Linked DNA regions of Mus musculus: all the other regions are linked to region 1. The links are chromatin loops, found by intact Hi-C in ENCODE. Cell type or tissue: heart. All regions are shown on one strand. Each heading gives the region's core, and the rest is flanking DNA. Links, peaks and the distances in the headings are about the cores only. Region 1 holds the start of Nxnl2 (nucleoredoxin-like 2). Region 2 overlaps Spin1 (spindlin 1). Region 3 holds the start of Spin1 (spindlin 1). Region 4 has its middle 16 kb from the start of 1700048B10Rik. Region 5 has its middle 27 kb from the start of Gm32613. Region 6 has its middle 28 kb from the start of Gm32613.

What was found. Hi-C counts contacts between places; a loop is a spot of excess contacts. Peaks named below come from ENCODE experiments on the same cell type or tissue, not always from the same donor. Only the 100,000 strongest peaks of a DNase experiment are listed, where the experiment ranks them.
Region 2: it touches region 1 in a loop (2.4-fold over the local background); 3 of 42 quality-filtered maps call a loop at or near these places.
Region 3: it touches region 1 in a loop (6-fold over the local background); 8 of 42 quality-filtered maps call a loop at or near these places.
Region 4: a loop joins it to region 1, with 4 times the contacts of the local background. A loop is called at or near these places in 14 of 42 quality-filtered maps.
Region 5: a loop joins it to region 1, with 3 times the contacts of the local background. A loop is called at or near these places in 13 of 42 quality-filtered maps.
Region 6: a loop joins it to region 1, with 4 times the contacts of the local background. A loop is called at or near these places in 2 of 42 quality-filtered maps.

Annotation. Positions count from the first base shown.
Region 1 is chr13:51,169,467-51,174,337 of GRCm38, forward strand. It overlaps Nxnl2 (nucleoredoxin-like 2), which reads left to right and starts at 1,559. Exons shown (of 2, transcript NM_029173.4): 1 at 1,559-2,158. The coding sequence starts at 1,857. In heart, for the core only: a CTCF peak has its summit at 2,151; DNase peaks (open chromatin) are centred at 955 and 1,445; H3K4me3 peaks cover 1,738 bases; H3K27ac peaks cover 1,421 bases; H3K27me3 peaks cover 2,084 bases.
Region 2 is chr13:51,120,240-51,125,110 of GRCm38, forward strand. It overlaps Spin1 (spindlin 1), which reads left to right. Exons shown (of 6, transcript NM_146043.4): 2 at 2,849-3,049. The coding sequence starts at 2,998. Among named protein-coding and RNA genes, the nearest start is that of Spin1, 22 kb to the left of the region's middle. In heart, for the core only: no CTCF peak of the experiment used is centred there; no DNase peak of the experiment used is centred there; H3K27ac peaks cover 1,970 bases.
Region 3 is chr13:51,098,658-51,103,528 of GRCm38, forward strand. It overlaps Spin1 (spindlin 1), which reads left to right and starts at 2,223. Exons shown (of 6, transcript NM_146043.4): 1 at 2,223-2,333. It overlaps 9430083A17Rik (RIKEN cDNA 9430083A17 gene), which reads right to left and starts at 2,070. Exons shown (of 1, transcript NR_029463.1): 1 at 1-2,070. In heart, for the core only: a CTCF peak has its summit at 2,447 (motif pointing left); DNase peaks (open chromatin) are centred at 2,094 and 2,774; H3K4me3 peaks cover 3,556 bases; H3K27ac peaks cover 2,664 bases.
Region 4 is chr13:50,947,461-50,952,331 of GRCm38, forward strand. It overlaps the pseudogene Gm8779. Among named protein-coding and RNA genes, the nearest start is that of 1700048B10Rik, 16 kb to the left of the region's middle. In heart, for the core only: a CTCF peak has its summit at 2,250 (motif pointing right); a DNase peak (open chromatin) is centred at 2,261.
Region 5 is chr13:50,961,882-50,966,752 of GRCm38, forward strand. No RefSeq gene overlaps it. Among named protein-coding and RNA genes, the nearest start is that of Gm32613, 27 kb to the right of the region's middle. In heart, for the core only: a CTCF peak has its summit at 2,373 (motif pointing right); no DNase peak of the experiment used is centred there.
Region 6 is chr13:51,016,748-51,021,618 of GRCm38, forward strand. No RefSeq gene overlaps it. Among named protein-coding and RNA genes, the nearest start is that of Gm32613, 28 kb to the left of the region's middle. In heart, for the core only: no CTCF peak of the experiment used is centred there; no DNase peak of the experiment used is centred there; H3K27ac peaks cover 1,383 bases.

The DNA of each region.
Region 1 (4,871 bases), core at 322-4,321:
GCACCCAGGCAATGTAGAGTCCCATCACCCCTGCAGATGATAGGCTGCCTCTGCGGGAGGGCAGCTGAAGGCTTCCAAAATCAGGCTGGACAGACATTCCATGGTGTCTGTTGAATAAGCTGACACTTGGCAGGTGCATAGGGGAAAACCACTCTTTAGCAGTTGATATGGGGATAGAAAAGTGACTACCGGTGAATGTGACAGGGTCGAGGGATTTAGTCCACCCCCACAGGGGAAAGGCAGGCGTAGCTCACTTACTGGAGATGAACAGGTCCTTGGAGGAATACACATGAGATAGAGGAGGCTCAGGCAGTTTGTCTGGGAATTGTGAAAGTCTCTGTCGATGGCAGTTCAGTTCTCTCGGCAAACCTGCCTTGAGGGCACAACGGGGAAGCACAGAGAAACCTCTCCTCGGTTTGCTGTTTTCAGAGTGCTTAGAACTCCAAACAACCAGCGCACCAAAGTGGCATGATCTGGGATCCTATATGCTGGTTTCCGTCACCGCCTCTAAGTTTCAATAATTTCCTACAACCTTTTTGCAATATGTTTTATTTATTCTTACTTTATGTGTATGAATGCGTTGCCCGCATTGTACCATATGTGTGCCTGGTGCCCTTAGAAGCCAGAAGAGGGTGTGTGATCCCTTAGAACTGGAGTTTCAGAAGTTTTGTAAGCCACCTTGAGGGTGCTGACAAAAGAACACGCGTCCTCGGCAAGAGCCACCAGCCAGCGCTCTTAATGACTCAGCCATCTTTCCAGATCCTACTCTTTAATTTTTAAAATACTGCTCTTGAGGGTTAGTTATCTAGATCCCTAAGGTTTTGGGTGTGCCGGTACACGCTGACCCACAAGAGTGCCTCCTCCAGCTTGGCAGGGAGCTGAAACTTTCTTACTGTAAAAACTTCTGGACCGTCACAGCGCCTGCGTATCTTTAGCACTCTGGCTCTCCTCCGTCAACGTTGAGATCTGCCCTCAATTTTCTTCCAGAACTCCAGGATATGGGCGGTGGAGGTATACATCCGGAACACAAGAGCCCAGGCTCCCCATAGCCTGCCTATTTCGATTAGAGGTAGAAGAACCCTTTAGCTTCCTCAACCCTTTTCAGAGGCCCTAAGCAGACACAACAGCTTCGGGGGTGGGGGGTGGGGGTGGGGGCTCCAGGCTCAATGAGGGAATGCTTTTCTGGATTGGGAGGGCGGATTGGAGATGGCCAGCTGGAGCCAGGAAAGCTGTAAGGCTTATCTAGGGCTGGAAGATTCTCCAAGGGAGGGTGAGGGGCGTGGCGTGGATGGAGGAGTAGGGGCAGTGGGCGGGGCAGAACCCTGGTGAGTCTAGGCTCTTTTGGGTGAGGTGGGGAGGGGCTGGTGGGCGGAACAGAACTCCGGTCCGCAGAACAGAGCAGGAGTGGATTAGGTGGTGTGGAACTGGGCCCGTGGGGTGGGATGGGGGCGTGGACCCGAACAAGCCTCGGATGTCCGGACTAGTTGTGGGTGAGCGAGACAGGATGCCGGTGGGCGGGGCGCAGGTGGAGCGGGGCAGGGCTCTGGTGGATGTTAAGGACTCTGGTGGGTAGAGAGGGTTTGCAAGGCAGGATAAAATAGAGGGTGGGAGAGGTTGATGGCGTGGCTCTGCTTTTTGGTGCGGGGCACCCAGCTGTCATCGCTGCTGTCGCAGCTTCTGGAGTGGCCACTGTGCTCTCTCCTCCCTTCGGCTCAAGGTGAGCTGTTCCAGCAGAAGGCGGGGCTGAGAGGCGCCTAGTGCTGCGGGAGGCTCAGTGTCATCTTCCAGCTAACAGGTGGCCGTGCAGCCCAGGGCTCGTCTCTCCACTGTGTCCTCTTCACGCCGAGCTCGTGGCGATGGTGGACGTGCTGGGCGGGCGGCGCCTGGTGACCCGGGAGGGCACGGTGGTGGAGGCCGAGGTGGCGCTGCAGAACAAGGTGGTAGCTTTGTACTTTGCGGCGGGCCGGTGCTCGCCCAGCCGCGACTTCACGCCGCTGCTCTGCGACTTCTACACGGAGCTGGTGAGCGAGGCGCGGCGGCCCGCTCCCTTCGAGGTGGTTTTCGTGTCGGCAGACGGCAGTGCGGAGGAGATGTTGGACTTCATGCGCGAGCTGCACGGCTCCTGGCTGGCATTGCCCTTCCACGACCCCTACCGGCAGTGAGTGGGGACCCAGGGGTCATGGGGCTGGCGCTCTGGCTCCCCCAGGACTGCACCTGTACCGTGCTATTGTTTCAGAGCCCTTAACTTTCTATCTGGCCTTTTTTGCTGTTCAGATCTCAATGTGGGCCAATTCCCCCGAATCTTGGTTTCAGCATCCACGGGGCTCCGGTCTGCCAGCGTTTTCTGCCTTTTACGATTGGAGTGTCAGGAATTCACATGTCTCAGGAGCCCCAGGACTGGTACTGATGCTGGCTGGCATCCCTTAGCTAGGCTCCTTGATCAGTGGGCAGAAGGAAGGGTGGGAAGCCACCCTCCTGACGCTGTGGATCCCCGCCTTATCCACAGAGCTGAGTTGGGGGGAGCGGATGTACCCCGGGAGAAGTGGGGAGGGCCTCATAGCGCTCATAGCGGGAAGAGCTAGGTCAAATATTAGCTAGCCATCTCTGCGACTTATTTTTACCTACAGCAATGGAGTTCCCTAACTACAGATGTTAGAGCAGGCAGGGCTTGAGAGTTTCAGGAGAAGAAGCAATAAAGGGTGAGAGGTGGGTATGGAAGAGTCCAGATGGAGATCTCATAACACACGTCCCCCAGACCTGCCCGCTTCTAGGACAGATGTCAGTTCCTGGGTATCCTTTAACTCTGGGTCCTGGCTTTGTTATCCAAGTTGCGATGCTACCGGTGAATCCTTTCTGGAAAACGAAGCAAAGCCAACTTTGAGATGTCCCATGGATTCATAATAACTAGAAGCCCCCTTATTCTCTCTCTGTGTGTATGTGTCCGTGTGTGCACGTTCACAAGTGTGCACTTGTGCATGCATGTCAGTAGACAACCTCTGCTATTATTTCGCAGATGTCACCACCTTGCTTTTTTGAGACAGGGCCTTGCACTCTCCTGTAATTCACTTAGCTGGCTAGGCTAGCGGGCCAGTGAGCCCTAGGACATCAGTCTCTGCCTTCTCAGCTCTGGGATTATGAGTGTTTTATATGTGGTTTTTCGGGACCGAATTTATGCCCTCATGCTCGCAAAGCTCTTTACTGTCGGAACCACCTCCCTGGGGGTTTCCTAAACTCATTCTCTTTGGTGATTCCCTGGGAGGTGGAGAACCCTGGGGAAGCTGCTTAGCCTTGGGGCAGGCTTGAGGCCTTACTCATGCTGGTACCATGAAAATCCCATTGATAGTAAGTCTAAGTGACAGCTGATCGCCTTTGCGTAAGGACTCCCTTGAGAACTGCTTCAAGGGCTGTGCTTTAAAATGTGACTTGACTCAGTGGCACACTCAATTACATGTAGCTTTAAGGGACACACTTGTTTTGCAGTTGAGATGGTGCTGGTGGCACTAATTAGGCGGAGAACTCTGCCCCTCTGGAGACTAGGGCGCTGGGTTGCTGGCGAGGATGGTAGGAAAGACGTTTTATGACTAAGTAAAAAGATGCTCGGAGAATGAGCTTGACCTAGTCTGTGAAAGGGCTCGGTATATATTACTTTTCTTATTGCTGTGACAAAATATTTGACAAAAGCAACGTAAGGGAGAATGGGGCGCTGGCTCAGCGAGTAAGCGTGCAAGTGTGAAGACCTAAGTTCAAATCCCCAGCACATAAGTTAAACAAAAACAAACACAGGGCTGCATGTAACCCTAGTAATGAAGGGATGGAGTCAGCCAGAAGGGGTGGAGTCAGCCAGATCCTGGGAGCTCACTGGTCAGCCAGCCAGGCCAGCTGAAACAGCCAGCTTTAGCTTAGGTGAGAGAACTGTCTTAAGAGAATAACTACGACATCTGTCGCATCCTTCTGGCCTTCGTCTTATCCCCTTCTCTGTGACTGAGTTTATCTGCCTAGAAAGAGACCTTCCTGCCTCAGCCTCCTGAGTACTAACTTTATAGACATGCATTACCATACACAGTGGAACCAGGTCTCTAAGCAACTGCAGATGTTCATGCTACAGGTTGCCACTCCCACGAGAACCTTTGAAGAGCTTAGAGTGACATCACTGCAATGCTGGTCCTCATAGGCTGGGATGTGGGCAGTGTCCATGGTGCCTAGCAGGCACCTTCCCATCCTCCTACTGGCCTAGCCTCTGATCTGCCTTTTGGGACCTTGCTAGGTGTTAGGGTACCCCTCCCTGATATGTTTGGAGTTGTAGAAAAGTAGACCAACGGGTCGGAGAGATGGCTCAGCGGTTAAGAGCACTGACTGTTTTTCTGAAAGTCCTGGGTTCAAATTCCAGCAACCACATGGTGGCTCACAACCATCCGTAATGAGATCTGATGCCCTCTTCTGGGATGTCTGAAGACAGCTACAGTGTACTCACATATAATACATAAATAAATCTGAAAGAAAGAAAGAAAGAAAGAAAGAAAGAAAGAAAGAAAGGAAGAAAGAAAGGAAGAAAGAAAGAGAGAAAGAAAGAGAGAAAGAAAGAAAGAGAGAAAGAGTGAGAGAAAGGAAGGAAGGAAGGAAGGAAGGAAGGAAGGAAGGAAGGAAGGAAGGAAGGAAGGAAGGAAAGTAGATCAGCCTGGACTTCATTTCTTGGGTAGACAGTGGCTTAGGGCTCTCTGATTCAGATTTCTAGTTCTTCTTGATCTCCTCAGGCTCCTGGCACCAAGGCAGCTCTTTTCTGGCCCTGCCTTGTTCGAAGTCCTTTCTAGAGGACATCTTACAGTCTCCCTATGTTGCTCAAGCTGGTCTCAAATGCACTAGCTAAAGTAATC
Region 2 (4,871 bases), core at 455-4,454, 49 kb before region 1:
AATATTTTCTATAGTCACTGTATCTTGTGCATGTTTTGAGTCTCCGATCGTTTGACCCTAGCTTGTAGAGTGAAGGGTCAGCTGTGAGTACTTAACTGATTTCCTGAGTGTGTTCTCACCATAGTCAGGGTCCTGGTCGCATGTGTAGGGAGAGAGAGTAGGTAACCTAAGAACCTTTCTGTTGTCTGGTCTCCATTTCTTACCTTATTTTTGTTGTTGTTAAATGTATATGTGGGTGTATTGCTTTCCTTTATGCATTTCCACCATAGCTGGAGGAGCCATAAAAGGGTGTCAGATACATTGGAACTGGAGTTACAGATGGCTATGAGCTATATGTGATGTGGATGCTATGAATTTAACCGAGGAAGATCAGGCTGTGCTCTTGATCACTGATCCACCTCTCCAGCCGCCTGATCCTTTTTAGCAACGTGGCAGTAATCTCCACTTGGTGACTTTCCTGGAGCACTGGGGTAGGGAGGAGCATCTGCTATCCTAGAAACGACTGCATTTGTTTAATTTTTTTTTCTTTACTAAACTAACCACCATAATAAGATAACTTAAAGATGATCTGTGTCTCTAGAAAACTTGAATGAATTAAATTAGTTCAGTCAAAAGAGCAGTTCTACTTTCAGAATGCTGTTCTTTATCTGACTTTTCAAAGCACTCATTGTCTTGGCGAGGGGACTGCATTTCCTGATGGTTTTAAACAGGAGTTGGGAGGAGCCTAGACTGATGGTTCCTCTGGAAGATAAGAAAGAATGTTGCATTGTTACCAACGTGGCTGGCCTATGAAAGACTAATCTGAATGCCGTGTATCAATGTGGAAACAGAATTTTTATGGATTGGGAACAAAAAAAATCATAAGGCAAGACATTTTCAAGTATATTGGTGGAAATATCAGGTAGGCAAGCTACAGCAAAGATGGTAATCTGTTACAAGTTTCAAGTACTCTATGAAGACTTTCTGTATGTATATTCCAAAAGGTTTTACATCGTGAGGAAGCTAGGTCAGACACTTAGGGGGACTGTGAGTGGTCTGTAAAGGGACTAAAGCTACTCAAGATAGAACTTGGCATTTTGGCTCTTTCCACAATCATGAAGTTGTAATTAGTCAGCAGTAGGTGTGGCTTTTTTTTTCTAGGAACTTTACTGCACATTATTTTGCGGTAAAAGGTCCTTGTCATGTAAAGCAGACATAGCTTTCGTATCTCGTCCAGCAGTCCCCTGGGAAGATGAGGATGGGAGGATCCCCAGCAGCTCATGGGGTCAGGCACAGCTAAAGAAGACAGACAGGGCAGGGTGAAGACTGATGGACACTCCAGGCTGCCCTCAGATTTCTGCACCCCTGTTCTGCATGCTCGTAAACAATGTATATACACACGACAACAGAAAACAGAAGACCCGTGCTTCAAGTCCTCAGTTTCTCTTAAAGGTTTGTTAAATTCAACTTCAAATAGCAACAGAAAATGTTGCCATGATAGTTGAAACCTAGTGAGAAGGACACACACACACTTCAGAAAACCTTGGGAGGCAGAGGCTGGTATGTCTCTGAGTTTGAGGCCAGCAAGGGCTGGTTATACAGAAAGATCCTGTCAAACAAACAAACAAAAAAAAGATTTGCTTTTATTTTATGTGTAGTGGGTGCTTTGCCTTCCTGTGTGTGTACCATGTGTCTACCTGGTCCCAAGGTCAGAGGAGAGTGTCAAATCTCTTGGAATTGTAGCTTCTGCATTGTAGCCTCTGAGTTGGTGCTGGAACTTAAGCCTGGCTCTTCTGCTATTTTCCAGCCCCAGGAGTTGGCCTTTAAAGTTGTGATACACTGCATCAAGTTTATTATATGCTGAGGATGCTCTAGTGATGAAATTCACTAGAGGAAGGTTAGAATTGGCTGAACTAATGACAGGGCTGAGCCTGAGGGCCTCAGGACAGTGCCTCAGTGGGAAGTCCTTTGTAGTGCACAGCAAGCCTGTGTGCTGGGTTCTGGCTAGTAGTAGTAGTGCTGAATGCTGCTCAGGTTACATACAAGAGAGTTGAACATGACAGAAGAGCTTGAATGTCTTGCCTTCAAGTTTAGTGCTTTATCTGTAAGCACAGCAGAAGGGGAGCTGGGCCACGGGCAGGAAGGCTGGGGGAAACTAAATACAGCAGGGAGGACCTAGTGGGTTGTGATGTCCTTGTAATCTCAGCTAGAGACTGAATAACGCCATGGAGTGGTAATGATACACAGAACTCTGAAATTGTTCATTTAGCAGTTACAAGTAACATGCAAGCCTGACCACAGGAGCAGCAGCACCAGGACACTTTAGCCGTTGGAAAAATGCCTGATTGGGAAAGATATGGAAACGGTTTACTACCTGGGCTTCAGAGTTTCTGGAACCAAACTTGATGTAAATCAAGTTTGTACTGCTTTTGTGAAACAATTTAGCATCTGCATGGGTGGGAACGTTTTTCTTGGAAGTTCTCTTGGGTTTAATGGTTCTTTTTGAGAGGTTGGGGGCAGAAAGGGGAAAACAAGGTTATATTGTCTTTTTCCCAAGTCCTGGTCTGCCAGATGCATCTTCCCTCCCTGATTGACCTGTATGTACCCTGATCACCTCTCCTGTGATCCTGCACCTACCCTGGGCCCTAGCAGCAAGGTGGTTTATTTAGGACGGGGCTCTCTAGTCCCTGCACAGCCTCTTCTCCCTACGGGGTCTGACCCGTCCCGACATCCCCTTCTCACTGTGAGGCGTTGCCTTTGCATTGTCATTGCTCCAGGGATCAGTGCCTTTAGTTGAGAATTAGGCTTACATTTCCGATTACATTTAGAGGCTCACTAGGCATTTGCTGTCTTGATGCTCATTTTACAGAGTGCTTGGGATCCCGTGTGTTTTTGCTGAACTTGTAAAGGAGACATCTGGATGGTGGATTAACACGAACCTGTGGGCAGCCTCATAGCTGAGAACATTGGATTTTCACCCTAGTCCAGCAGCTCTGCTGCTCACATAGATACAGATGAATGAAGACCCCATTCGGGAAGACACCTGGCCAACGGTCCAGAGCTGATGCAGGTAAGCACGGAGCGCTGTGTGTGTCAGTGTGCTGTACCTTTTAGAACAGTGGTTTCGCCTGGGCCGTGGGGGCCCTTCCTTCACCGTGATTTATACCTTGCTGCACGTGAAACAAGAGCTTTGATGTCTTATGCCAGATAATTGTTTTCTGTATAACCTAATAAGTGCTAAACAAGTACATTTCAAGAGTATAGTGGAATCAAGGCTTTATTTTTTCGAGAAGAAGGCGAGATGTTAGCTTGTTGGATTTAGTGAGATTTAGGAGATTGGGTGGCTTTAGGGCAGGAGGAGGATCTTACTCAGTTGTGTATGCTTATTTAAAGCAGCTGTATTGCTTTGGATCTGAAATTGACCTCATTGAGCCTGTAATTCCAGTGCTCTGAAATGGAGTCAGGAAGACCAGGAATTCTAGGCCGTCCTTTATTACACAGCGAGTTCCAGGCCATCCTGGACTATATGAAGTCTTGTCTCAAAAACAACAAAAGCCAAGCCTGCCTGTACACCTCCTCTACAACAGTAATCCACTCCATTTTTTGTTTGTTTGTTTGTTTTGTTTTTGTGGCACATGACTAAAAACAACAGGAGTAAAAGGGTAGATTTTTGAGACTGTTCCTTTCCTTGGCTGTCTTGGAACTCACTCTGTAAACCAGGCTGGCCTTGAACTCTGACTCTCCAGCGCTGGGATTATTAAAGTCATATGCCACCACCACCTGGTTTAAAAGTGGAGGTTTTTAAAACCTTCTTTCCCCAAACAAAAAGAGACCATGTGAAATGTTTTATAAAATTAGCAAATGAACCAGCTACCCTGCCTGCCTTTTCCTTTCTCCCTTCCTTTTGGCCACAGAATCTTGAACATGTTGATCCTCCTGCCTTGGGATCACAGGTGTTGCACATACTGTGCTGACAAATAATACTCTTCAGTACTTAATTGTGGCATTTGAACATTGGAAAAAGTCTGTGATAAGGTTTAAGTGAAGTTGCTAGTGTTTCAGAACTTGTTGCCCAGGCTGGCCTATGTCCTTGGTTCTCTTGCCCATGGGCATCACAGTCAGCACACAGAGTATTTCCAATTTAAAGAAGTCCAGCTTTTGTAGATAAAAGTCTCACCCTAGGGAGCCTCAGACCTACCCTTTGCTGGCCTTGAACTTAGATATGTTCCTCCTGTTCCCCACTTCTGGGATTGTATGTGTGCAGCCATGCCTGGCTTTTTTCTTTGTTTATAATGATTTTGTTTTGTTTCCTCCTACCGGTAGGTCTGTTTTTTTTATTGTGTGTGTGTGTGTGTGTGTGTGTGTGTCCTTCACTCTATCCATTAGCTCATTTGCTGGTTCTGTGATTAGCTCAACCTTTGGTCAAACCTATACTTTAGAGTGTCCTGCCTTAGGGCACAGGACAGCTTGGTCAGATTATCAGCCTTTACAGACAGAACTAAAGTGTGGGCCCCTTTAAGAGTGTGCCTCAATCCCACTGGCTGACTGGGCTCTACTAACTCCAGCAGCACCAGTTGAAGTTCTTCTATACAGCTTCCTGTGCGGGCTCTGACTATCTAGGTTGCCATCCTTTCCTCTCTTGTCTTGTGACTTTATATTCTCTGATCAATCTTAGAAGCATGGTTGAGATTTTTTAGTGTTTTACTTGTGATAAAGACAGAGGAGCAGGAACAACTTAAACTGTACAAGTTGGGCCGAAACTGGAAATTTGTCTTGGTTATGGTGTAGTTTCTCGGAGCTCTGGACTTCGTGCATGGCCTCTGGCTCATCAGTCCTTTGACTGCACTGTTGTTCTCAGGTCACCTCAGGAAGCCACGCTGCTTGTCTGCAGT
Region 3 (4,871 bases), core at 427-4,426, 71 kb before region 1:
TCCAATTTAGGCATTCATAAATCTAGAATGTAGCCCGTGTTATTTTTGACAGGTTGCTGGAGACCATCAGTCGAGGCAAATTTAAACCTGAGGTTGTGAAGAAGTGGGAGAAAGCAAGGCTTGAAGGGTTGATTGGTCAGTTGGGTCTGCAAGTGGCCTCAGATAGGTAGAAGCCAAGGATGACACCAAATGCCCTACCATGCACGAGGCCAGGTATTGGGGAGGCTTACACAGGAAGACCTTAAATTACAGGCCTGCGTGGGCTTACCCAGCTAGATAGTGAGGCCCTGGTTCAAGCAAAACAACCCAATACTCTTTTCCCCAAGTTACCAGGTCCCAAAATGTCAGTAAGTGCTAGGCAGATGTGAAGGCCATTTTTGTCAACTTGACATCAGGAATCAAAACTCCAAAATGGATGGGCCCACCAGTGATGGATTTCTGCTTAATTAAACCATTTGATATGGATCTTTGAGGTAAAAAAAATATACCTTTAATCCAGACCTTTTGAGGTGGGAAGAGACACGGTTAATGTGGATCTTCTGAGGTAGGAAGACATACCTTTAATCTGGGGCACACTTGTTGGCAGCTTATTTAAAGGACACGGAATAAGGAAGTTTTTGCTCTTTGCTGTCTCACTAGCAAGTCCATTCCTTCACTCACATTATAGCCTGCTTGAGATTCCAGCGTATGCTGAAGACCAGATGAGACATTCAGCTTTCAGTACTGAACAACTACTGAATTCCTGGACCTTCTGTGGGTAGACAGCCATTGCTGGACTAACTTGATCAAAGCCTGTGAGGTATTCTAATACATACTCTTTCCATATGTATATATTCATTTTGTAAGTTCTGTTCCTCTAGAGAACAGAAAAAAAAAAACAAACCAAAAAAAACCAGGCGTGTCACCAAGGAAACGGAAGTGTTCCATACTGTCACTCCAGCCTCCTTCCCTATCACACCCTTCCTTGTTCCTGTCAGCCTCCACGATCAAACATTAAACACAACAAAAGCTAATCTTCTCTCAGTGATCTCCAGGCTGGCTGCATCTCTACTGAAATTAGCCCTCTCTTCGGTCTGTGACTACGTTGCTCCTGCCAAGAATGTCATCTGAGACAAGCATTTTAATTTGAGCAGGCACATATCAATCTTATTTTGAAAAAAAAAAAAAAAGTGCCAATGGAATCCCAAAGAGCACAGCGAACTAAGAGCCGTGCTGCAGGTTTGGAGTGCGCAAAGGGCTTTCCAATAACGTCTTGTAATTCGACCTGGCAACACTCTGGCAGGAGGCTTATTACAATGCGGCAGTGCTACAGCACTCGAGGAACCAGGTCGGTGACCGCCTGGATCCAGACACTGGGTTAAAGGAGGGAAGGAGACCCAGACGAAGCTTCAGGTCCCGTATTTCACTTCCCCTCAAACCAAACCATCCCGGACGTTTTCTTTTTCTCTCTTTCCTTGCCCACAGCCAAACAGATCCTCAATAGGCGATCTTAACTGGAACCAGAGTCGCACGGATTCTCGTGCGATCGTGGGAAGTCTTGGCTTGCAGCCTCGCGAGGAGCCCGGGGTGACTTCTAGAGCAGCGGCTGCAGCTAGGCCAAGGCTAGGTGTTTGCAGCAGCCACCCTCAGCAGGTGTTCGCAGGAGGCCCTGAGCTTTGCAAGCTGAGCCTAGTTCCTCAGCCACTGCGCAGTGCGGCGTACAGCAAGGCGGTGTGTCTTCAAGGGAGCATGGGGGAGCCTATCCATATTTTTAAAGGGCTCGCGTCCTGCAGTCCAAAGCTGCTGCTCCGCAGGAAAGTGCACCTGCGCGGCGCACGGTCATGTGACCTAGCCTCCTGCATCTCCGCAGCTAGCCAGGCAGCTACCCGAGACAGCAGACGTAAGGTCCCAGGACAAAGAGTCAGGATAGCTCCTGGAAGCCGTCCTCCCGTGCAAGAGTAAATACCAACGCCCGCTACTCTCCGTTCGTCTTCCCGACCCTGCTCCGCTTGTAAGAGAGGCCGGCTCTACGCCAGGCCCGCGGCTCCCCAGCGTGTACCTCGCCGCTCCGGGTGCGCGCCCCACCCTCCAGGTGAGCAGCGCCAGGCCCCGCCCCCGCCGCCAGGGCCCGCCTCCCACCCGCGCCTGCGCAGTGCGTCCGGCGGCGCCGGGCGCCGGGGCGGCGCGGCCGTCGCAGTTCGGCGGGCGCAGTGCGCGTGCGCCGTGGCGGCCGGGGGGCGGGCGGCGGCCGCGGCGAGGAGCGGGGGTGGGGAGGCGCCGTCTGGCTCGGGCTGGGCCGGCGGGGAGCACGAGCGAACCACGGCGGCCCCGTGGGCAGCCTCGGTGGCCGACAGGTGAGACGCGCGTGGGGCTGGCTGCAGGGCCGTGAGGGGGGAAGCGAGTGGGCCTCTCACGGCGCGCGGACCCAGGTGAGCATAGCCCGCGGGGCCCCGGGCGCATTGTCCGCGGGCGGCGCCCCTCAGCGCCCCCTGCCGGCCGGGCTCGGTGGGGCCGGGGCGCGGCGGGCTGGGGCCGGGGCGTGCGCGAGTTCCTTTGTTCGTCGCCCCCGCCCGGTCCCCGCCGCCCCCGCCAACATGGCGCTCGCGGGGTCCCTGCCCCAGCCCCGCGGCCGCTTCCCGCGCGCTTTGTTCCGTGCCGGGCGGGGGGCGGGGGCGGGGGCATTGCGTAACCGGGCGGGGGAGGGGCGTGGCGGGACCCCCGCGACGGGTCATCCCGGTGACGCCCTGCCTGGGGGGCTCGGGGCGCGGGCCTGCGTGACCTTGGGTTTGCCTCCCCGAATGCGCCCGATAGATGTGCGGTGCGGATACTGCGCAGCGCCGGGGGTCGCGGTCCCTGGCGGCTTCCTGCACGGATGGTGCGTTCTGGGCCTTTCCGGGAGGCGGGGGGTGTCGGGTTGAGAAATGGCTTCAGTCATCCACGACGTTGCCTGCGCATCTCAAAGTTTGTTTACGCAATTGTTTTTATATTGATTTGGTTTCGATGGTCTATGAATTGGGTTTCGGGTTTTGTAAGGATTTTTCTCTCTGTGTGTGTGTGTGTGTGTGCGCGCGCGCGTGCAGTCTTACTTCTGGTTTAAAGGCTTGTTTATTTATCGTGTACATCCAAAAGCAATACAAGATTCGTTCAAGTGTTGTAAAGGATTTTAGTGTGACTAGCGAGAAAGATGGTATCCGTATCGAAATGCGAATGCCTCACTAACTTTCCTTGGAATTTTCTGGAAGAAGCTGCAGCCTGAAAGGATTGATGGAGAGTAATTGCCTTCTGCATAGCTTTTGTTAGAGAGTGAAAATGAAACCGGATCTTAGACGTTTTTTTACCTATACATCCTGAGCGCACTTCTGAGGTGGTGAAATTTTGGAAAGATAGAAGAGGCACATCTTTAGCCTTTTTAACCCCTTCAGTATTAGTTAATGGGTGAACACGATTTACAGGATGTCCGTTATCAGATTTGGTAATTGTGTATTAACGTAGCCTGCTATGTTTATAAAAACGTGTAGTGTTTCTCTCAATAAGTAAAACGAAATTAGCTTTAAAATCCTACTTTGACATGCCTAAGAAATGGATCAAGCAAAAGGCTTTCAGTCTAAGTGAATTTGTATGAGGTCTCCTGTACTCTAGACTGGCCTTGCGCCACTCTCCTTTTTCCGCCTGGAGTACAATCGAGTGAGGGGCTGTCTTTTTATACTTAGGATTTTTGAAATATATGTGTGTGGATGTTTTGTCTGCATATTTGTCTGTGTACCACATGTGTGTCTGGTGCTCAAGGAGTCCAGAAGAGGGCTCTGAACTCCCGGGACTGGAGTTAGACAATGGGAGTGCTGGGAATCAAACACGGGTCCTTTGGAAGAACAGCCAGTGAGTGCTCTTAACCGCTGAGCCATGCTTAAGGTTTTTTAAAAATAGATTTTCACTATGGAATTTCTCTAGTCAAGCCCACTTTAGTGTTCAAAGGAGGTGCTTTAAGCCTTTCTGGGATAGCTAAGCTCTGATGCTGCCCATCTCTTACATAGGATAGGGTGGTCACCCTTCACCAGGCCTAGTAACAGGATTGTAACCCTAGTTGTTGAGGAGGGTTGGAAGTTTAAGGACAGCTTGTATAATTTAAGGTCCTGTTTCAAAAAGTCAGAAGTCTGTGGTAGAGCAGTTGTCCTGCACATACATGTTGGACTCCAGGTTTTGCCTCCTAGTACAACAAACTACCTACCATGTAAACGTTCCTTAAATAGAATAGGTTGTTTTAGGGAATGAAGGCATTTCTTTCATGTTGTGGATACACCCCCAGCATGTGCCCCCAATCTGTGGATAGAGGCTGGGTGGCTGTTTAGGTAGTGTCTTTAATTGCCAGCTCCAGAGCAAACAGCAGTCTGAGGCGGTATGCTCGGCCAGCCCTGTGCCTGAGGCCCTGCCGGTCTGTCATTCTGAGGGATGAGGTGCCCTCTTCTTCTCTCCTTAGGATCACATTTCACATTTTCATTTTGGGAACTCTGAAAAATACTGCTCTTAGTGAGCCTGGGACTTCCTTTTATGGGGCAGTAGAGGGCTGAAGACAAAGGATGAAAGGGAGCTGTGGCCTGAACGTTGCTTCCCTCGAAAAGTGGAAGCCGGGAAAATCCCATAGGAAAACAGCTAGTTCCACATCCAGTCACTTCTGGATGGCGTTCGCCGAGGATCAAAACTGAGTGAGAGCACCTCACTGAGGGACTCTTGTCCTGTGGATTGAACTGGCCTGTTGGGGAAATGTGGTTGTCTTTGATTTTTCTGAAGGTCAGATAACAACTTAGTTTCAGTTTGGATAGCTTCCATAGGAGTGACTCCGTTTTGATCTCTGAGCTGGAAGACCATGGCTTCTGGACTTTTTCTGACTGTGTCCT
Region 4 (4,871 bases), core at 441-4,440, 220 kb before region 1:
GGACTTGTACTGGCTGGTTTTGTTTCCACTTGACACAGGCTGGAGTTATCACAGAGAAAGGAGCTTCAGTTAAGGAAATGCCTCCATGAGATCTGGCTGTAAGGCATTTTCTCAATTAGTGATCAAGGGGGGAGAGCCCCTTGTGGGTGGTGCCATCTTTGGGCTGGTAGTCTTGGGTTCTATAAGAAAGCAAGCTGAGCAAGCCAGGGGAAGCAAGCCAGTAAGGAACATCCCTCCATGGCCTCTGCATTAACTCCTGCTTCCTGACATGCTTGAGTTCAAGTCCTGACTTCCTTTGGTGATGAACAGCAATGTGAAAGTGTAAGCTGAATAAACCCTTTCTTGGTCATGTTATTTTCTGCAGGAATGGAAACCCTGACTAAGACAGTACTGGAACTCACGAATAGCCTCTCATAGGCTCTCTTCATGGTGCCAAGCCTCAACTCCTTTGCATGACCCCTTCAGTCCTGGGACATCAATTGCAACTGAGGCTGCACTTTCACTAGTGGCCTTCCATGGCCTCTCACAGCACAGAACCTCAGCTGCTCTTCATGACTACTTCATGTCTTCAAAACCAGTATCACCTGGGTGACTCTTACACATTTCCAAGTCCAGCTGTAGCACGAGGTACAACCTTGGCTATCTCTGGAACACAGCCTCTTTGTGCTCTCAGGAAACATTTCCCAGAATATTTGATGCTGGTCTCTTCTTAATCACCACTAACTTCTTAGTTCCAGCTAACCAGCACCAATAATCTCAGTAATGCAAAGGTTTCGCTTTAGTAGTTCTGGTATCTTGTTAATCACAGCTGATTCTTCAGCCCCAGCTAGCCAAAACCACAGAATCTTCACAATCAAAATAGCAACGGCCCTGATAAGAGTCTTAATCTTCCCTCTGAAATTTCACAAGCCAGGTCTCCATCATTTGCACTTCTCTCAACATTATCTTCCAAGCTCCTACACAACATCCCACAGAGCTCTTAACATTCCAATGGCTCTTCTAGTTCAAAGTTCCAAAGTCCTTCCACAGTTCTCCCAAAACATGGTCAGGTTATCACAGGAATACCCCACTATGCTGGTAGCAGTTTGTCTTAGTCAGGGTTTGTATTCCTACACAAAACATCATGACCAGGAAGCAAATTGAAGAGGAAAAGTTTTATTCAGCTCACACTTCCACACTGCTGTTCATCACCAAAGGAAGTCAGGACACGAACTCACACAGGGCAGGAACCTGGAGGCAGGAGCTGATGCAGAGGCCATGGAGGGTGCTGCTTACTGGCTTGCTTCCCTTGACTTACTCAGCTTGCTTTCTCATAGAACCCAGGACTACCAGCCCAGGGGGCCCTTCCCAACCCCCACCCCCACCCCCACCCCCCACCCCCGACCTCCCACCCACCTTGATCACCAATTGAGAAAATGCCTTGCAGCTGGATCTCATGGAGGCATTTCCTCAAGGGAGGCTTCGTTCTCTGTGATAAGTTCAGCTTGTGTCAGGTTGACACACAACCAGCCAGTAGACAGAGTCTGTATTCTCTTCCTCTGCTTATGTTGCCAGATCAGTCTGTCTGTCTATCTATCTACCTTTTAGCTACTATCCATGATCAAGCATTTATTTATCTTATATCACTGATAATCTACTTAATCTATTCTTATCCTCTGTCTATCACATATATACCTGTCTCTTATCTATCAAATATCTGTCTATATTGTCTATCAATCATCTATCTTTCTACATACAGGGGTTTTTGTTTCATTTTTTTAGACAGGGACTCATTATATAGTTCAAGAAAGCCTATAACTTGCTTTGAATCCCCTCTGGCCTTCAACTCCTACCCTCCTACCTAAGCCTCCTGGGTGTTGGAATTACAGGTAGGAGACACCATTTCTGGCTAGTTTAAGAGACTGGCCTTAAACTCCTGTGTTCAATTAATCCTCCTGCTTCAGAATTCTGAGTAACTGAGAATATGGCGTGCACCATTCTGTCTGGCACTTTCATCCTGCTCAATTTTCCTGGATAACTCCCTGAGGTCACCTAGTGTGCATTCTATTAGATTAGAAGGAAACAGATGATTTCTGGATTTGGAGCAGAGGGTGACCTTAAGATCCTTGATCCTCCTCCTTCACTGTACATTTTAGTGTTTCTGTGCCAAGTGCTCCACCAACAGTTGCTGTAGTGAGAGAGTAACTTCCCTTTCTGATTTCACCTCAGGCCAGGAGTGGATCAAGCAATGGGGAAGACTGCAATATTAGAAGCTGACAGCAGGTGGCACTGTAGGAAAAGGATAAGCATTTTAGAGACAAAACTGTAGTGTGACACATCTGGTGATATGGGTGTGGAACAGCAAGCACCTCTTACACATCCTCAGGTGTTTCTCCCAGGGATGCTTCAGCTCAGACCGGCACTCGCTGTGAGACCCCTTCATCCCCTCTCCTGACATTCACACGTTCCTCATAACCTGGAAGAAAGTTTAGTGAAAAAAGCTTTGATGCTGGTGACCAGGAAAGCAAAGCCATTCTGTTGCTGGTGTTCCCATCACAGGCTCGAGACACACATCAATGGTGCTCTGCAAAGTCTCTGTGGTTGTGAACATGGGGGTCACACACTGTGCTACGACAACACAAACACCTTAGATACTGTCTTCATGGAAGTGTCCATGCAGTCTCTAGGACTGATAATGGTTGCTTCTCTTGGGGGTTAAATTGAAAGACTGTGTTGGGGCTCTCTTTTTTGTGACGCCTCCTAGGCCATCAGCTGTGTCAAGATGAAGCTAAACATCTCCTTCCCTGCCACTGGCTGTCAGAAATGCATTGAAGTGGATGACGAACGCAAGCTTTACACGTTCTATGAGAAGCGCATGGATACAGAAATTGCTGCTGCTGCTGCTCTTGGTGAAGAGCGAAAGGGTTGTGTGGTCCGGATCAGCAGTGGGAATGACAAGCAAGGTTTTCCCATGAAGCAAGGTGTTCTGACCCATGGCAGAGTGCGCCTGCTGTTGAATAGGGGGCATTCCTGTTACAGACTAAGGAGAACTGGAGAGAGGAAGCGCAAGTCTGTTCGCAGATGCATTGTGGACGCTAATCTCAGTGTTCTCAACTTGGTCATTGTAAAGAAAGGAGAGAAGGATATTCCTGGACTGACAGATACTACTGTGCCTTGTCGGTTGGGACTTAAAAGAACTAGTAGAATCCGAAAGCTTTTTAATCTCTCCAAAAAGATGATGTCCGCCAGTATGTTGTCAGGAAGCCCTTAAACAAAGAAGGTAAGAAGCCCAGGACCAAAGCACCCAAGATTCAATCAATGTCTTGTTACTCTACGGGTCCTGCAACACAAACGCTGACATATTTCTCTGAAGAAACAACGCAAAGAAAAACAAGGAGGAGGCTGCAGATTACGCTAAACTTTTGGCCAAGAGAATGGAGGAAGCCAAAGAAAAGCGCCAGGAACAGATTGCCAAGAGACGTAGGCTGTTCTCCCTAAGAGCCTCTATTTCTAAGTCTGAGTCCAGTCAAAAATGAGTCTTTAAGAGGAACAAATAAATAATGACCTTGAAAAAAAAAGGACTGTGTTTGGGATGTGACCCCTACTTTTTGCAAAGCCAGTGTTTTACAGTATCTGAAAAGAATGTTGTGTGCTCCATCCAAGTGGAGAATGGGGGGGGGGGTACTGCTAAAATATTCTTGGTGGGGTTTTCTTTATTTTTTTTCTTTATTCTTATTAAAGGGATAGGACATCAAGTGAACTAGAATGAGAAACAAAGATGTGGTGACAGTTTGTATATGCTTGGCCCAGTGAGCAGCACTATTCGAAGGTGTGGCCTTGTTGGTATGTCACTGTGGGTGTGGGTTTTAAGACCCTCTTCCTACTTGCCTGGAAGCTAGTCTTCTCCAAGCTGCCTTTGAAGCAAGAGGTGGGACTCTCTGCTCCTCCAACCCTACGTCTCCAATCAAACAACTAGGTATGTAGCCCAGTTGATGGAGAGCTTTCCCAGCATGCACAGAGCCCCAATACCATCCCTGGCACTGCATACCGTGGAGCTGAAAGAGGAGCTCACTCATGCAAAATGAGATCATTCCTATTTCAATCTCTGTTAAGCAGATACTCTGGTCGATGAAGTTTCTGTCTCTACTGGGCTGTGCACATCTCACGGTAGCTCTTGGGGAGATGCCGGACTGAGTTCCTCTTAATCACTGGTCACATTTTTCATCCATCCTTCACTAGATATCCATGAATCGTATCCAAACCATGAGGCAGCCCAAAGGCTCCTGTATTGAATCTGGTTCCTGGTCTCCAGATGGTGGTGCAATTGAGAAACAGTTGGATCGTGGTGGTCTAACCACTCAATGCTCCATCAAAGATCCTTTTGCCATCCATTTCCCTCAAAATGATACAATTCCACGCTTCTTTGAGGCTGACTAAAACTCTATGTCTTTATGCGTTCATCTGTTGGTGGACACCTATGCTAATTGCATCCGTTGGCTGTCGAATATGAAGCAGCGATAAGCATGGGTACAGCAGTATTGTTGTATTTTAATCTAGCTCTCCAGGGGTAGGTGAGCCAGACCTACCAAGGTTCTCCTTTTTCATTTCTGAGAAACTTTCTGATTTCCACTTTGGTTGCACTAATTTATATTCTTAGTGACTTTGCAAATGGATTCCTCCCCTGGCACACGTCGTTGATAGCATGCACTGATTTCTTCATGGTAACCATCCTGACTAGTGAAATGGAATCTCAGTGCATGACTTTACCTGTTTGGGGGTAATTTGAGACAGGTTCTCACCATGTATCCCAAGATGGCTTTAAGTACACAGCGACCCTCCTGCATTAGCCACCAGAATCCTGGGATGACAGGCAAAGACCACTGTGCCCAGTT
Region 5 (4,871 bases), core at 347-4,346, 210 kb before region 1:
CCTGTGCAGTTGGGACAACCAACCTTGTTTACTGAAGTGAAAACACGTGACTTGATATTTAAATATAAATAAATAAATAAGGATTTGGAGAACACCAAAGAAGGCAGGAAGGATGAACACTGGGGGCCAAGAGACAGTTAAGGTAGCGACACCCTCCTGTGGCGTTGTCATGGTGAGACTGTGGTTTTGTGTGTGCACCAAAATACCAGAGAACACAAGCGTGAGCCCGAGAGATGCTATGGGCTTCAGTTATGAAAGCAGACAGGGACTGCGTGGTTTCCCACGGGGCTGTGCCCCAATAAGCTTATTGTAGAAAATAGTGTTCAGTCACAAGTCTGCTACACCGGATCTGCTCTCTGCATTGATGACTGTACCTTGGCAGTGAGCAAGGATGGACATCTGTCCCACTCACCATCTGCAAAGGCCACCAGTGAACATGAACACTCACGCTTGTCACCGGTCTCCCATCAGCTATTTCTATTGAGCTTACAGGCTTACAAGACTGTTTTCCCAACCAGGGATTGATAAATGTGGTCTTCGGGTCTGTGCCTTCTCTTTCTTCCTTTAGCAGTTTTTTGTTTGTTTGTTTGTTTGTTTGTTTGTTTGAAACCAAAGTGTTATCATGAAATGCGCTCCTGCTTATCCACCTTTCCTCTTTCGGGTCACACTTCGGGGCCTAGGTCTAAGAATTCTTTTTTTTGTTTGTTTGTTTGTTTTTGTTTTTGTTTTTCGAGACAGGGTTTCTCTGTGTAGCCCTGGCTGTCCTGGAACTCACTTTGTAGACCAGGCTGGCCTCGAACTCAGAAATCCGCCTGCCTCTGCCTCCCCAGTGCTGGGATTAAAGGCGTGTGCCACCACGCCCGGCTGGTCTAAGAATTCTTAAGCCCAAAGTCAAATGCTTTCTCCTATGTTTCCATTCTCATTTACATGTGTGGCCTCTTATGGTTAGATTTTTATTCCTTCTCTCGGTCCATCCACCTCCCCCCTTCCTTCCTTCCTTTCTTCCTCCCTTCCTCCCTTCCTCCCTCCCTTCCTCCCTCCCTTCCTCCCTTCCTCCCTTCCTCCCTTCCTTCCTCCCTCCCTTTCTTCCTCCCTTCCTCCCTTCCTTCCTCCCTCCCTTCCTTCCTCCCTTCCTTCCTCCCTCCCTCCCTTCCTCCCTTCCTCCCTCCCTTCCTCCCTCCCTTCCTTCCTTCCTTCCTCCCTCCCTTCCTTCCTCCCTTCCTTCCTCCCTCCCTCCCTTCCTCCCTTCCTCCCTCCCTTCCTCCCTCCCTTCCTCCCTCCCTTCCTCCCTCCCTTCCTTCCTTCCTTCCTCCCTCCCTTCCTCCCTCCCTTCCTTCCTTCCTCCCTTCCTTCCTCCCTCCCTTCCTTCCTTCCTTCCTCCCTCCCTTCCTCCTCCCTTCCTCCCTTCCTCCCTTCCTTCCTCCCTCCCTTCCTTCCTTCCTTCCTCCCTTCCTCCCTTCCTTCCTCCCTCCCTTCCTTCCTTCCTTCCTCCCTCCCTTCCTCCCTTCCTTCCTGTTATTTATATTTTAAGGACAGAGTCTCATATAACCCAGGCTGACCTTGAACTTCTGACACTCTTGCCACGCACGGCTGCCTAAGGACTGGGATTCCCAGCATGTGCCACCATAGTCAGTGTATGAATGCTGGGCTTGAACTGGGGGATTCATGCATGCTAGGCAAGCGCTTTACCAACTGAGCGTCACCTCCAGGCCCTAAGAATATCTTCTTATGACGTGTGTGTGTGTGTGTGTGTGTGTGTGTGTGTGTGTGTGTATCCCCAGCCCTTCTCTGTGTCTTATTCCTTTCTGTTTTGAGACAAAGTCTCACTCTGCAGCCCAGGCTGGCCTTGAACTGGTGATGCTTCAGCCACAGTCCCCACTGAAATCATAGACATGTTCTGGTCCCTCAGCATATTTAGCTTAATATATTAATATAACATATCTTGTCATGAATTTTGTTAAGCCTGTACTATTATATGGTCACTTAGCATATCTAAGCATACTCCTAAGAGGTGAGTGTCGGATCTTTTGTTGCATTCTCATTGGCCCCTAATGCACTGCACTTTTTCATTTTAGGTTTTTTTCGCCTCTGTTTTTCAGATCGTACATATTCTATTGCTTTCTCTGATTTCCCCTGACATATAATATACATTCTTCTATTGAGCCCATCCAGAGAGATTCTTTTGTTTCAAAGTTTAATCTTCAATTCTATCACTTCCTCTAGGCTCTGGTATGAGTGCTGTTTTCTTGCTAAAATCTGTTTCTTCATTTGTAAATCATAATTGGATTTACTCTTTTTAAAAAAATATTTTCTTTTTAAATCATGTATGCGTGTTTGTGTGCACTTGCATATGCATACGTGCAGATCCATGAGAAGGCCAGAAGAGGGCGCCATGTCCACAGAAGTCGGAGTTTCCGGTGTCTGCGCTGCTCTGCGTAGGTGCTGGGATGCAGGTCCTCTGCAGAAGCAGCAAGTTCTCTTAACTGCTATATTTACCATGTACTGTCACTTTCGTGATGGCTTCTTTAAGATCGTTGCCAGACAATTCCAGTATCTGATTCTTCCTGGCAGCAGAACCTGATTTCTTTTTTCCAGTTGTAATTGTCCCCGGTTCTGTTATGACAGCTGTATTTTTATTAGATCCTGGATGAGCGGATGTTATCAGGAGACCCTTAAGTCCTCTCTGTTAGCAGGCAGTATCTCTGCTCATGTTTAGTGAGCAGCTCATCTGGGATAACTGTCACGGGCTGACGGTCCAATGGCAGCAGCAGCCCCAAGCCTTTGCAAGCAATCGAAGCTGAGTTGGTGCTGTGAGAGCCAAGCTGGAGGCTAGTGTGGGAATACAGATTTCAGGCATGAGATGTCAGTGTCAGGAAAGCTGCGGGTGTGATTGCCCACAAGAAATGGCTTTATTCACAAGCCTGATAACTTGAGTTCAATCCCCAGAACCCATGGCAAAAAGCCAGATGTGGAATTCATCTGTCATTCCAGCACTCCTCGTTTGAGGTGGGAGGCAGTGACAGGAGATCAGCTAAAAGCCCGAACGTCAGCTAGCCTGAAATATGCAAGCAAGAAAAAACAAGAAAGACCCTGCCTCAACAAGGTAAGAGGAGCCATCTTCTAAATGGTGTCCTCTCACCTCTGCATATGCTTCATCGTACATGGTAGCCACATTCACATTCACACATATGTAGGGAGCCATTCCGGACTTCCTGGTCAGCAGGATGGAAGTCTGCTCCAGGTAGTAAACAAGCCCATGTTTGGTGGATGGCCCGCCCTTAATCCCTGATTGGCTGAGAAAGCCTGCCTGGTGAGGTGATGTGACCTGTGGTAATTGGTGGGGGCGTGGTTGTGGCTGGAGAGGAGAAAAACACTTGTAACTAGAGAGGCAGGGGATTTGAAGTAAGTAGCTGTCTGAGTAAACTGCTTAAAGAAGAACCGGTGTTTGCATCTTTCTTGCTGGTCGAGTGGGACTCGACACACATATATACATCATGCACACGAATAGCCATGATGATGAGAATGATGGTGATGATGAGAATGATAGTAATAATAATGAACTTTTTAAAAAATATATACCCAGAAGAGTGCAGAAGTTTGGGACAGTCAAGGCCATCAGAGCTCCCAAGAGCAGAGCCCAACACCTGTTCATGTCTAACGAATGAAACCCATAGGCAACAATGAATGTGAAAGGCAAAGAATTATGTTAAGCAACAGGGAGAGCCTCCTGAGACCATGAAGCCATTCAAAGATGACTGTTACTAGAGCTCCACTCAGCCAAAGGGGTCTCAAGAAAAGGTTGTAACTGTGTAGCTCTTGCTTGGGGTTAAAGGATGGGCTTTGCAGAAAGGAGGGAACCACAGGGAGAGCAGCCAGAGGCTGTCAATCAGCCTGCTGCCACCTGCGTGCATCTGTGGGTTTCCAGTAAATGGGATGCCTTTAGTTAGAGTCCCAAGTGGTTGTCACCAAGCAACAACCTGTGTGCTCAGCAGGAGGCGCCGTCAGGGTTAGGAGCTCACTTGACTACCTGGTGGGGTCCAGCTAACTCCTGGCCTCACCAGAAAACACCCCTCCCCCACCCCTCACCTCCTGCTGGCACTAAGTCTTGCCATTTTTGGTGGGAGCAGGACTCTGCTTGGTCCCTACGGCTACCTGCTCATTTTGGAGGTGGCTGGGGACACCAGGCTAAGCAAGAGGAAACTCTTCTTGATTCTACTGCTCAGCTGTTTCTGTCTCAGGGGTGCATACTGTGGTCCTTGTGTGTAGGAGGTACAAACAGAAATATTTTAAAAACGAAAACTCAACTTCTGTTCAGAAAATAAAATTCTTCATTGTTATTTTTTTAATTAATCTTATTTTATATTTTATGTGTATGACTATTTTTTCAGAGGCCTGTCTATGTACCATGTGAGGACCTGGTCCCTGGGGAGGTCAGAAGAAGGTACTGGACTCCTCAGAACCGAAGTTATCGACAGTTGTGGTTACTGGTAATCAAACCCAGGTCCGTTGTGCCCACCCCACCCCCCTCACCTTCATGCATGAACAACAAGCGCTCATAACCAATTATCTTTCTCCCCAACCACCTCCCTTCGTTCTTCCCACCCTCTGGGGAAATTAGTTTTATATTTTTTTTCTCTGTTTTAGGTCATGATGTCACGTCCTGTTATGACCTGCCCTCGTCCTCGGGGAGCTTTTCTGTTGCGTGTCCCCTTGTCCCTTTGTCCTCCGTGTATACAGACAGAGTGCTCCTGCCATGCCACCCTCTGCTTCTCTTCCCTCCAGGCTGCAACTCACTCAGCAACAAGTTGGCAAGGCCCAGTGGCCCCTTGTTCAATGGCAGCCCCTGCGACAAGGCACACACTGCATAGTCC
Region 6 (4,871 bases), core at 530-4,529, 150 kb before region 1:
TGGAGAGATGGCTCAGCGGTTAAGAGCACTGACCGCTCTTCCAGAGGTCCTGAGTTCAACCACATGTTGGCTCACAACCATCTGTAACGGGATCTGATGCCCTCTTCTGGTGTGTCTGAAGACAGCTACAATGTACTCATATACATATACATAAGATAAAAAAAAAAAACCTTTAAACCAAAAGAAATCTCCCTCCACCCCACTCTTTAAATTGCTTTTGTATAGTATCATATCAGAGCAAGAAAAATAAAAGGTAACATCCGAAAACTGTGTAGATTGCTGAGTGCATGGGAGACACAGGGGGTATGATAATCCATCCTCCTGCCCTCACAGGCTCTGCGGAACACAAGGGAGGCAGCAGAGGCACTCGTACACTTACTGGGCTTGTTCACGTGAGAAAGGGCGTGGGGTTCTTTCCTCTGGACAATGAGCCTCGGCTAGGTGTCAGGTTAAAGCCTTGAGAACATCAGGGATAGCCACATCCCTTGCAGTGAAAGCCACAGAGATGGTTGCTTTTACCCAGCATTCAGAGCCCACAGAGCCCTGGAGACACTCAGAGACATCTGGGATGGATGGGTGAGCACTGTCTGGCTTGGTAAAGGGAGTCCCTGCTGGAGTTCAGGCCCTAAAGAGACACGCTGATGCTCGTTTCAGAAGCACCTTGCAGGCTTGTTAGTCAACACTCCTCAGATAGGCTCACCTTGCCCAGACTAGCCTACGGTTCACGATGCACTCAAGAATGGACCTTGAACTTTCCAATCCACATGTTTCGATCACATGTACTGGGACTACAGGCGTGCACCATCACACTGGTTTTTTGTGGTGCTGGGGATCAAATTCCAGAACTTTGTGCATCTTGCTCGCAGCTGAGCTAGATCCCCCGTCCTCCATAATCATTTGCATGGATCCTTGGAAGACAAGTACGTGCAGTGTCTTCCATCTGCAAAGAGTCGGACCCAGACTCACCAGGTCGCACAGAAAGGAACCCAGTGGTTCCCACCCCATCCTCACGGCTCGGGACAAAAACCGAGGCAGCCTCAGAATGAGAGTGGGATGTGACCAGTCAAAACAGGAAAGCAACCCTTAGGCTGCTCTGCTGCAGATCCTGTCAGGAGATCCGGAAAACCTTGAGCTCCGTATTACCCCCCACCCCTTTGTCTTCCCCTCCCCCACCCTCTCCCCAGCTAAGGTGAATTTGAAGGTAATTGGAGGTGGCAGCTAACTGGTATGCAGAAACATTCCTCGTGGGCTCCCATGACTGGATCTGCTCTGCTGGAGGGCAGCCATAAATATTTCTCTGCTTGCATAGTTCAGGCCTGTGAAAATCAGAGCAGAGAAGTAAGTGCCGCATTCGCCTTCCAAAAAAGAAAGCTACTTGAACTCTGACCTCTGCAGTGCTTCCCCCTCCTCCCTGGCCCACTTTCAATCTGTTCTCTATTATCTCACTTCGTATCCATGTGTGTGCGTTGCTAGATATGTGGGCAGGGTTGGGGGATGTCAGCCATCCATCAAAGTACTGTCCTGAAAACTCCCTGTTCTTATGAAGAGATGCTCATTTGGGGGTCCAGCTGAGGCGCCTCCTTTTGGGCCAGGCTGTACAGCTCCCAGAATGTGGGGCTTCAGAGTGTGTCCTGCCTCATGTTTTCTGTGTCACCAGCATGCCCTGTGAGTGAAGCTAAGGTACCGTAGAGATTGACTCCCTCAGCTGAGACACTCACATCCCTCTAGTCCCCCGAGTCCTTTTAGACAGTCCCGTTACTCAGCTGCCACATGTGTCTTTGCCGTTCCTGAACAGGGAGGGTTCCCATAGTTCTGGAATTCTTGATTATCTATGCATCTGCGTGGGAAGCCGACCAAGCGGCCTGGTACTTTTCATACCGTTCCAACCAGCTGTTTCCAATCGGTCAGAGTGGTGGCCGGGTGAGGCTTGGGGCTCTTTCTTCTCTTTGGGACATGCTGTGCAGCATGGACTATCTCTGCACCCAAGTGTCTGCTTGCTTGATCAAGTCTGGAGGGGATGCGGATAGAGCCCAGATATTAAGAGCACTTACTGCTCTTGCAAAGGACCTGGGTTTGGTTCCCAGCACCTGTGTCTGGAGACTCACAGTATTCCGCAAACGCAGCTTCTGACCGCCCACCCCACCCCCAGCCTCTATTGGCTCTCACGTTCATGTGTGAGTGCACACACGATACATAAAGGTAAAAACCAGTCATCTTTGTAAAGTAGTGAGAGACACTTGAGAAAAGCCAGGGGGACTATGCCCAGACTATTGGCAGGTAGAGTGAGCCTCAGTGTGGCCTCAGAAAGAGACTAAGTCTCAGAGAAACTTTACATGGAGGAGGAGTGTTACATATGAATATCCTGAGTCCCCCAAAATTTATTTTTGTATAAAAAAATACTGTTTTTATTTTCACCAGTTTCTAAGCACTTCTTCCCACTGTGAATGGGGTGAGAAGCCATGCTCATACCAGTGGTTTCGTCAGTAAAAGAGACCTTGGTTGGTTGTCATTCCTTGAAGTGGTGTTTACAGTCTCAATGATGTCATAATTAGTCAGACTGCCCCGAGAGGTTATTCACTGTTAATAGAGAAACATACATATGGACCCGGGGGATAGCTCAACAGTTAAGTGCTGGCCATGTAAGCAGAAGGCCAGGGTTTGGATCCCTAGAAACCCCACAGAAATGCTGAAAGGGCATGGGGGCTCATCTCTGATTACAGCCTCCGGAGATGAAAAAGAAGGGTTTCCCCAGGACTAGTCAGGTATGGGGCCCTGACATGTGTGTACATGTGCGTATACATACCCACTTTTGTGTGTACTCACAAATGTAAAAACATGTGTACCCACATACACACATGCACACCGCAAACGCATTCAAGCACAAAAGAAATGCACACATGACCACACGATAAGTGTCATTTTATGCCATAATAGTAATTTTCAATTAAATTGATGTTCCTTTGGGTGGTCAGAGGCACTCAAGCTCATGTGTGCATGCGCTGTACATGTGTTTGTGTGTGTGTGTGTGTGTTCATGTACACATGCATGCAGAGGCAGAAGAACAACCTCAGGTGTCATCCCCGGGAACTCTGTCCACCTCTCTTAAGACATGATCTCTTGATAGCCTGGAACTCACCAGCTAGGCTAGAATGAGTGCCAAGTGATCTCTGGGGATTCTCCTGTGTCCCCTCCCCTCTGCACTTCTGGGATTACCAGTGCACAGCACCACGGCCAGATTTTTTTAAAAAGATTTTTTAATGTTTTTTATAGCTGCTTGCATATATGTATGTGCACCACATGTGTGTCTGGTGCCCTCAGAGATCAGAAGAGAGCATCAGATCCCACAAAACAGGAGTTACTGGTAGTTGCAGGCTGCCAGGTGTGTGCTGGGAATTGAGCTCACGTCCTTTACAGGAGCAGTCCTTTGGTCTTACCTGGACTGAGATGCTGAGCTATCTCTCCAAGTCCTCACGCCCAGCATAGGGACTGAACTTTGGTCTCCATGGTTGCAAGGCAAGCTATTTACTGACTGAACCACACTCCAGCCCCGTGGAGTTCCTCAATACAGATATTCCTTGATGTGTGATGGGTTGGGTTCCCCATAAGCCCATTGTAAGGAAAAAAAAATTCCAATTTGAAAATCCATTTAGTGTACCTAGCCAATGGGTTCTGAACATACAGGCAAACCTTGGACAAAAGCCTGCAATGCATGCCCGGAATAACTCGGGGAATTTTTTTGTTTAAGATTTATTTATTATTATATATGAGTACACTGTAGCTGTCTTCAGACACACCAGAAGAGGGCATCAGATCTCATCGCAGATGGTTGTGAGCTACCATGTGGTTGCTGGGATTTGAACTCCGGACCTTTGGAAAAGCAGTCAGTGCTCTTAACCGCTGAGCCATCTCTCCAGCCCAACTCGAGGAATTTATTGCACACTTGTATCCTCAAAATGCTGCCACACAGCACACTGTGGAGTGTTGGTTGTTGTCTACCTTGTTCTAGGGCTGGCAGGGACCTGCAGCTTTAGCCATCAACTCTGTGTGGTGTGTGTGTGTGTGTGTGTGTGTGTGTGTGTGTGTGTGAGAGAGAGAGAGAGAGAGAGAGAGAGAGAGAGAGAGAGAAAGAGAGAGAGAGGTGAGAGAGAGAGAGGAGAGAGAGGGTGAGAGAGAAAGAGACAGGAGAGAGAGAGGAGAGAGAGAGAGAGAGAGGTGAGAGAGAGACAGAGAGGTGAGAGAGAGAGAGGGAGCGAGAGCCCTATATTTCGAGTTTAAAATCATCCTGAGATACATGAGATCTTGTCTCAAAAGGGAATAAAAGGAAGAAAAAAGAAAGGAAAGACAAATGGATTGTTTACAGATGTGAAATATCTGCAGCCACGTACCCAACGAAGACCTTGTAACTATAATATACAGAGCCCTAAAATTCAACAATTCAAAAAAAGATCATTTAAGAAATGGCCGGGCAGTGGTAGCACACGCCTTTAATCCCAGCACTCGGGAGGCAGAGGCAGGCGGATTTCTGTGTTTGAGGCCAGCCTGGTCTACAGAGTGAGTTCCAGGACAGCCAGGGCTACACAGAGAAAACCTGTCTCGGAAAAACAAAAAACAAAACAAAAGATCATTTAAGAAATGAAGGCACATGCAGGCATTTAACCAAAGTGGTCATGGAAAAGCGTTTGGATCATTAGCTCTTCCGGCCACAGTCAATTTCAGCGCAGATTTACATCCAAATGGCTAAAATGAGAAATAAGCATGATCCGAAACACTGGTGAGGTTCCAAGGAACCTTGGCCTCTCGTATATCTCACGTAATAGAAAATGAAACACGTGCTCTTCAGAGTAACCTCTGGATTCTTACAAGCTAAGCCT